2 separate regions of the Homo sapiens genome follow, and region 1 is linked to region 2. Evidence: chromatin contacts called from ENCODE Hi-C or POLR2A ChIA-PET data. All regions are on one chromosome and are shown on one strand. Each heading gives the region's core, a stretch centred on a gene start or an enhancer-like site at or near the end of the contact. The rest is flanking DNA. Distances are from core to core; before and after follow the strand shown. Region 1 holds the start of LINC02018 (long intergenic non-protein coding RNA 2018). Region 2 holds the start of SHQ1 (SHQ1, H/ACA ribonucleoprotein assembly factor).

Region 1 (4,120 bases), core at 218-2,717, 2.6 Mb before region 2:
GAGACTCTTCCAAATGGAGTTTTATGAGGAATTTGCTAAGGTAAACGTTTTAGACTTTGAACACAGTTCAGATTTCGGGGGCAGTACTGAAATCTGAACTGTGTTGCTAACTGCCCTGCCTTTCAACTCAAGACACAATAACTTTGAACTAAAATAATTATATTTTTGTTGTTTTCCACTCTGTCCCCACGTCTATATCACCACCACCCCCCCATCCCACCCCGCAGGAGCTAACTCCTCTTTCCTGTCCCTGCAAGATCAAAACTCCTCCTGCAAGCCCCGCTAGCTCTGTCTGCTCATCTTTGTGGCAGATATCGCTATTGTACTTTTATACTCATTTGTGTGATAAGTACTTCAATGTCCACTTCTTCCACGAGCCCCTGAGCCTCTGGAGGGCCCAGACCACACCTAGTCTTTCTCACCGTTACATCTCCCTTGTCAGGCACATGGTAGGTGCTTAATAAGTATTTGGTGAACGAATGGCTTGTTTGGAGACAGTCCAAAGGCTGGAGGACAGAGGGAAAGCTCCCTCCTTTCGGGCCCCAGACGGGTGGCGCTGATGGAGAGGTTAGGATAAGGCCTCCAGGACCGAAGCGTGCACCTGTAAGGCCCCTGCTAAAAAGACCTTCCTGAAGGCGGAGGTACTGCGAGAGTGTCTACGTTAGCCCAAGGCCTGACCCGACGATCCCAGGGACCCTCGCCCTAACTGGCCCCGCCTCCCGGGCCCCAAACCCAGACTCGGCCCCGCCCGAAGCTCCGGATCCTGGGGCCCGCCCCTGGCCCCGCGTCGGCCGACCGTGGGCTCGCTCCTGGGCGTGCCTCAAACCCTCCGCAGGTAACGCCTCCCAACTTGAGCCACATTCCGATCCCCTCCTCAAACCCCTCCCCGTTTCCCACACCCTGGATCCCTCGCTCCGTCTCGGCCCCGCCCCAAGCCCAGCTAGGTCTCGGCCCCTGAGCCCAGCCCCGACCGGCCTCCCAGTCCCTGGGTCCCTCCCGACACCGGCCCCTCCCTAAGCTCCGCCTCCCAGGGCCCGCCTCCTGAGCGCAGCTGGCAGCCCGGACTCGGCCCCGCCTCCTGGACCCTGGGCCCCTCCCCACGTCGGCCCGTCCAAAGCTCTGCCTCCCAGAGTCCGCGCACCGCCTGGCCATGTGCTACGACATAGTCAACCCCCCGCCCCGGCCCCGCCTCCTGAGCCCTTCTCTGGGTCTGGCCTTAGCCCCACCCTAAGACCTGTCTCCTGGGCTCTGCTCTGAGTCCCGCCTCCTGAACCCAATGGCGTTTATCCCCGCTCTAATGCTCGCCTCCAGGACTCTTATCCTGCCCACACGCAAGGCACCGCCTCCAGGACGCCACCAACCTGGACGCTTCTGAAGCCCAGCTTCCAGGATCGCCCTATCCTGACTCCGCCCCAGGACCCGCCAACCTGGACTCTACCCAGGACCTGCCCCAACGACGCTTATCCTGGCCCTACCCCAGGCCTCGCCCTCCTAACGCTCATCCTGGCCCCGCCCTACAGCCCGCCCCCAGGACGCTCCTCCTGACCCTACCCCCAGGCCCCGCCCCCTCTCTGCCGCCGCGCACTGCCCTGGGCCCACCCCCTCTTCAGTCCAGGCCCGGCTTCCGCCCGGTCTCCCGGCAACGCTGCGGCCCCGCCCACGTCATGGCGCCCGAGGAGAATGCGGGGACCGAACTCTTGCTGCAGAGTTTCGAGCGCCGCTTCCTGGCGGCGCGCACGCTGCGCTCCTTCCCCTGGCAGGGGGGCGGCGGGCGAGCGGAGAGGCCCGCGGGGCTCGCGGGAGTCCAGGGGCAGACGGGATGGGTCTCCGTGCTGAAACCCCCGGCGCTCCTGCCACGTGAGTTCCTGGGCTCTCCCCGGTCAGGGCCGCGAGACCCGGTCCCCGTCCCTGGGGCCTGGCCAGAGTCGCTCGCACCCCTCCTGCCCCGCGAGCTGGCGGCGGAAGATGAGGGCGTCTCCACCGCCTTGGGGGGGCAGACGCGTGCTCGGTGTGGGGTACAGTTCACGATCATTTTCACGACTTTTTAAAGGTAGTAATCGTTCTGGTCACTGGGACACAGCTGCCCTCGCCCATTCTAAAAAGTCAGCGCCCTCAGGCCCGCGGGTAACCACTTCATCCTGAGCACGGTGACCAGGTCACAGGCTGTCCCTCGTGCCTCAGTGTTCTCATCTGTATGTCGAGCACTGCACAGAATCGGATCATGCGCTGAGGCTTTCACGCCTGTGATGGAAGAGACAGAGAAGGGGGTGGCCTCTCCTCTCCCTGGGGACCTGCCATTCTCAGCACAGGCGCCTGGCAGGCAGCAGCCTCCCTTCTGCCAGCAGAGGGGCTTAATGCACCCCTCTCCATTTGTAATTCATGTGCAGTGAGCTCACTGGGATGAGTCAGTTCGGATATATATTCCTCCCTGGGTCTGCCCCATTTTATGGGGTGTTGCTTAATCATTTGCGTTATTCCATTGACATAAAATATTTAGCACTCAGAGATCAATTTTAGTCAGGAGAAATTTGTGCATTTTTAACCCAAAATAGAAACCTTCATAAAAGCATCATAGGTCTCCATTCAATATTGACTATAGTTGTTCACATGCCCACACTGAATGCTAACTTCGGCTCACCCTCAACACTGACGAGGTGGGTACTATTATTATCACTCACTTTTGACCAGAGAGATTGTTTGATTAGGGTGAAGTAGTTGAGAGTTCAGACCCAGGAGACAGCCTGCCTGCTTCGAATCCTGGCCCAACCCCTGGCCCTGTGTGACCTTGGGCAAGTGACTGCATCTCTCTGTGCTATTGTTTTCTTATTAATAAAATGGGGGATATAATGATACCTACCTCTTAGGGTTGTTGTCAGCGTTGAGTACAAAAGCCTGTGGATCAGTGCCTGGCTCATGGTAAATGCATGTCGGTGTTAGCTGGTGTTTTTATTCAGTCACAAAATGTTTAATAAATGCCTTCCATGAGCCAGGCACCATGGATCAGCAGTACCCATGATAGATGAGGCTCTGCTTGCATGGGAGAGCCAGAGAATAAACAAATAAATGAATAAACAAGAAAAGACCAGATGAGAGTGGCTTTAAAGCCAATAAAACAGGGAAATGGTGAATGGAGCAACTGGGGAGAAGAGTCACCAAGGTCGGGGAATCAGGGAAGCCTTCCCCAAAGAGGTGGTATTTGAACTGGGGCCTGAGTGGTGAGGCAGCCAGCCATGGGAAGGGCTTGGGGAACAGGATATGCAAAGGCCCTGTGGTGGAAACAAGCCAGCTATGGTTGAGGAAAAACAGCAAGGCAGCCAGTGTGGCTGGAGTGGAGTGAGCAGGGTGGGCCAGGGGTGAGGGAGAACAGGCCAGAGAGAGGGATTAGGACCAGGTCTTGTAGGGCCTTTTATGGCATGGAAGGAGCTCTGAAGCAATGAAGTGCCTTGCCGTGGGTCACATACCAGCCGAGACAGTTTGCCTAACTCAGGAGCCAAAGCTTGCTGCTGGGCTTGAGGCCCCTGTAAGAGGACAATGTAACCCAGGCTGGTATGAGCACATTCTGCATTTCTACTTAAACTCAGATGGCAAGCCCATCAAACCTTGTTGCCATGGCTGCCCTGGTAATTCCTGGCTGACCAGTGCAACCAGGGAGCTGGCCCATGACCCGGGTGGCCGCTAAGTAGCCATGACTAATGCGGCCAAGAGTCAGTCTTCTTCCTGTGACTCATCCAATTGCACCCAGCGACATCTGAAGGTCAGGCTTTCAGCCACTGTGGCTTCCACTTCCAACTGGCTCCACGTCCCCAGGGAGGGATCACATAGCGCTTTGCCAACACATTCTATTGCGTGTTTTAATGTTCCTGTGAATGCGCCCTTGAGATTTCTCTCTCTCCCGTCCACACAGAGCTTAGAAGCAAAGTTAAGAGACTCATCAGATTCTGAGCTGCTGCGGGATATTTTGCAGAAGGTAAGAATCCCAGAGTCCCTGGGACTCATGACCCTGCCTCCTGAATCTCTCCGGAAGACCTGAGAGAAGAACCATAGGTGTGCTTATACCCTTTAAAAACACCCCTGTTCAAAGAACAAAACCATTGAGTCAGCACTGCAGGTGGGTGTCAGC
Region 2 (3,690 bases), core at 122-2,621:
ATCAGACTCACCTGGGTTTCAATTCCCATTGCACCACTTACTAGCTGTGAGATCCTGTGCAAGCCAAGGGAATATATAATGCCTACTTCATAGAGCGGTCAGGAGGGAGAATGAGATCATTACAAAGGGTTTGCTGCAGTGCTGGCACATAGTAAATATTCAGTTAATGTTAGCCCCTGTTACTATTAATTTTTTTTCTGAGTCCTAATGAAGTTTCAAGAATGTCTCCTTAGAATCATAAAACAGCTGGAGATTGAAAAGACTTTTGAAGTTTTCTGGTTATCTCCACTGTCCTAGGAGAGTACTTTTCATCCCTTTTCCACTGATACTTAAAACCACGGAATAAATACCACAACTGGATTATTCTAATTAGTGGTGGAATAACAGGAAACAACATGTGTGGAAAGGCCAAGGGAATATGTGGGGGAAGAGGGAAACCAGCGGGAGAGGCACTGAGAGAGTGTAAGGGGCACACTCCAAAGGGAGAAAATACAAGGAAGACAAGTAGAAAAAAAGACAGAAAAGATGTCCTCAGACAAGTGTAAGGACAAGAGTGAGAAAAAGGAAAGAAGGGGAATACAGAGGGACCTTAATTTGTGAATGCAGTCACCGACACGGTTTAAGAGTCAAACGTTCTGAGTTCTAATTACTGTAAAATGCATGGTTATAAAACGTACTGATTAACCTCTCTGAGCCGTTTTCTTTAGAGTTTGCAGCGTAGATTAGATGAGATTAGCGGGACGGACGCTCTGTTAAAGAGAAAACTCTTCAAATAAGCCGTTAAGAATGAGAGAGAAAGCTGCAGAAAAAGAGAAGTGGAAAGAGAGAGGGAGGAAAGGGAAAGTGTAAGAGGAATTGTTCACAAGGCAGGTGAGAACTAAGGGAAACCACTGTAACGGTGCTGCTGTGGCTACTGCGGTGACTACTTCAGCACATCAAGCGTTGACAACTTGCCAAGTTCGTTATTAGAGTTCTACATGCACAATTTCATGCTACCCTCACAGCATTTCTATGGGGCTAGGTTCTCGCATTATCCGCGTTTTACAGAAGATATAGAGAGGTTTTGTAACTTTCCCAAGGTCTTACAGCTGAGAAGTTGTGGCCAGGAAGGGATTCAAACGCACGTCTGTTTACCTGTCAAGCCAGTGCTGTTAAAATCATCTCTAAGAACCTCGAAAAAGGCTCGGTTGCTAGTCATCCCGCCGGTTCAACGCCGGCTCCCAGGCACCACTCGCCACGCCCTTTCTCCGCCCGGGGGTTTTGAAAGTTCCGCCTCTTCTCGAACGGCGTCCCGTCTCCATGGAGATTGGCGTGGGGAGAGACTTCCTGCCTTACGCGCGAGCACTTCCGCCTCGAGCCGGAAGCTCCGTCCCTCACACCGAGAGTTCCTGCGCGTGGGGAGTTGGAGAGTTTGCGTGGCGGGAACGCGGCGGCAGTGAGAGCGAGCGGCGCCGGCCCTTGCGTCCGGTGCGGCGATGCTGACCCCGGCGTTCGACCTCAGCCAGGATCCGGACTTCCTGACTATCGCCATCCGCGTGCCCTACGCCCGGGTCTCCGAGTTCGACGTCTACTTCGAGGGGTCTGACTTCAAGTTCTACGCCAAGCCATACTTTCTCAGGCGAGTTCGGGGTGCCTGGCCGCAGGAAAGGCGCATTCGTTAGATAGCTGCTTTAGAGGGAGAATGCAAGGTCGAGAGAGCAGTGCTCGATTGCGCGAATGCCTTTTCCCGACGTTTCCGCAGCTTCTCTTGGTGCCAGGGAACTGCCCTCTTCCAGGGGTGCGTTTTAGATGCTGCGGAAGCCCTTTTCCTTCTTGAGCTTTCTTAAATCCCATATCAAAGGATTGCGGAATCACTTGAAAAAGTGACGTTTGGACCGTGTCACTTTCCCGTTTCTGCCCTGTCGCCCTAGTTCTCGTCCCGTTCTGACTTGTTCTGTTCTTTCCTTTCACTCCGCGTTTGCTCTCCCAGTCTCTCCCTTCCTGGGAACGGCGCGCGCTGACATCTCCGTGACTTCCCAACCCGTCGGTCCTTTTAACTTTGCCCAGGCCGCCTTCTGTTGATCTATCTCTTGTCTGTCCGCTCCCTACTTACCGAAATTCTTACCTTTTTTGGACCTCTTGACACCAAATTAGCCTAGTTCTCCTGCTTCCCTGCTGTCTGCTGCTCTTCTGTTTGGTTTTGTCCCTGAAGTGTGGTTGTTTCCCCCAAGTCTCCGTGAGGGTCTGTCAGCACTTGATCTGTTTAAATTATTCTCCTTGCAGAATCGTAACCTTGGTAGCAGCTAACACTGATAACTCGTAGTGTGGTGGACAAGCAGTTCCGTTAAGTGCTTTATGATGGTGTATCTCATTTAACTTTGACGGTGATCCTTAGGGATAAGCACTGCTATTAACCCCATTCCACAGAACCCGCTGCTACATATTCATCCTAAAGTATTGCCAATCTCTTGTCCTTCTCTTTATCCATCCTCCTAATCTTTCTGAAGTGTAGCTGCATCCTACTTTTCCCACCCAAGTACTTTTGTGGTACAAACCTTCTCCACCAGTCAAGGTGGTTTTTTCACTGTTGCTGAACCAGTTTTGCTCAGATTTCCCTTAGACCATATAACGTCCGTATTTGAATTATTGCACTTTCCAGTTTTTTAATTCACTTATTTCTTTAATTTATTTATTGAGTTTCAGTGTTGGTATTATTGTGCTGAACAAGACAAAGTCCTGCCCTCATGTACTTTTCACTGGGGAGAGGAAAACAATAAACAGTGTACTTAATTGTGGTGAGTGCTATGAGGAGAAAGAAGTGCACTAATAGAGAATGAAAAAGGGCCCATGTTTTATAAAGTGGTCAGGAAAAGCCTTTCTGGGGAGGCGATATTTAAGCCAAGATGTGAAGAATAGGAAGAAGATTATGGTGGTAGCAAATATTTATTGAATTTTTACTCCAGGTTAGTGCTTTATACGGATTATCTCATTTGTTATTAGGACAGTGTTACAACGAGGCTTTATTATTTACCCGTTGCCGTGGATGGATTATTTGTGGGCACCCCCCCAACTCTTGTCCCCAAATTCATATGTTAAAGGTCTAATTCCTGTGTCACTTCTGCTTTATTGTATTCATCAAAACAGTCCCAGAGCCTGCTGAATTTTAAGGGGAGGGAACATAGACCTTCATGGTTGGGAAGAGTGCTGTGAGATGGGCATTCTTTGATAATACAGTTTGCCCCCAGATGTGGTGGCTCACTCCTGTAATCCCAGCACTTTGGGATGCCGAGGTGGGCAGATCACTTGAGGTCAGGAGTTTGAGACCGGCCTGACCAACATGGTTAAACCCCATCTGTACTAAAAATACAAAAAAATTATCTGGGCTTGATGGCACGCGCTTGTAGTCCTAGCTACTTGGGAAGCTTGAGGTGAGAGAATCGCTTGAACCTGGGGGGCGAAGGTTGCAGTGAGCCAAGATTGCGCTATCGCACTCCAGCCTGAGTAACAGAGCGAGACTGTCTAAAAAAAAAAAAAAAAAGAACATACAGTTTGCTATACCAAGGATGAATAAAACCTGGTCCCTCTCCTTGAAGAATGGAGACTGTAGCTGCGGAGGCCCCATGTAAGCAAATATAATTTTCTCTGCAGTAAGAATTTAACTCTAGGCTTATAGAGTTTAGGGGAAGGGAGCTGGTAATAATAGCTCACATT

Evidence for each region. A loop is a pair of places that touch in the nucleus more often than their neighbours do. ChIA-PET counts read pairs that join two places held with the same protein, here RNA polymerase II (POLR2A). Pooled maps may share reads with other maps.
Region 1: a map of B cell shows a loop between it and region 2 (22-fold over the local background). The contact joins the promoter of LINC02018 here to the promoter of SHQ1 in region 2. A Hi-C loop is called at or near these places in 2 of 168 maps with a recorded cell type or tissue (B cell and CD8-positive, alpha-beta T cell) and 7 of 50 pooled maps. POLR2A ChIA-PET finds 5 or more read pairs at or near these places in 1 of 52 experiments (A549).

What each region holds. Positions count from the first base shown.
Region 1 is chr3:75,432,655-75,436,774 of GRCh38, reverse strand. It overlaps LINC02018 (long intergenic non-protein coding RNA 2018), which reads right to left and starts at 1,467. Exons shown (of 3, transcript NR_151705.1): 1 at 1,362-1,467. It also overlaps the pseudogene FAM86DP. RefSeq lists silencers at 754-1,183, 1,504-1,913 and enhancers at 1,254-1,433, 2,144-2,203, 3,603-3,897.
Region 2 is chr3:72,846,126-72,849,815 of GRCh38, reverse strand. SHQ1 (SHQ1, H/ACA ribonucleoprotein assembly factor) reads left to right here and starts at 1,371. Exons shown (of 11, transcript NM_018130.3): 1 at 1,371-1,618. The coding sequence starts at 1,476. RefSeq lists an enhancer at 1,053-1,152.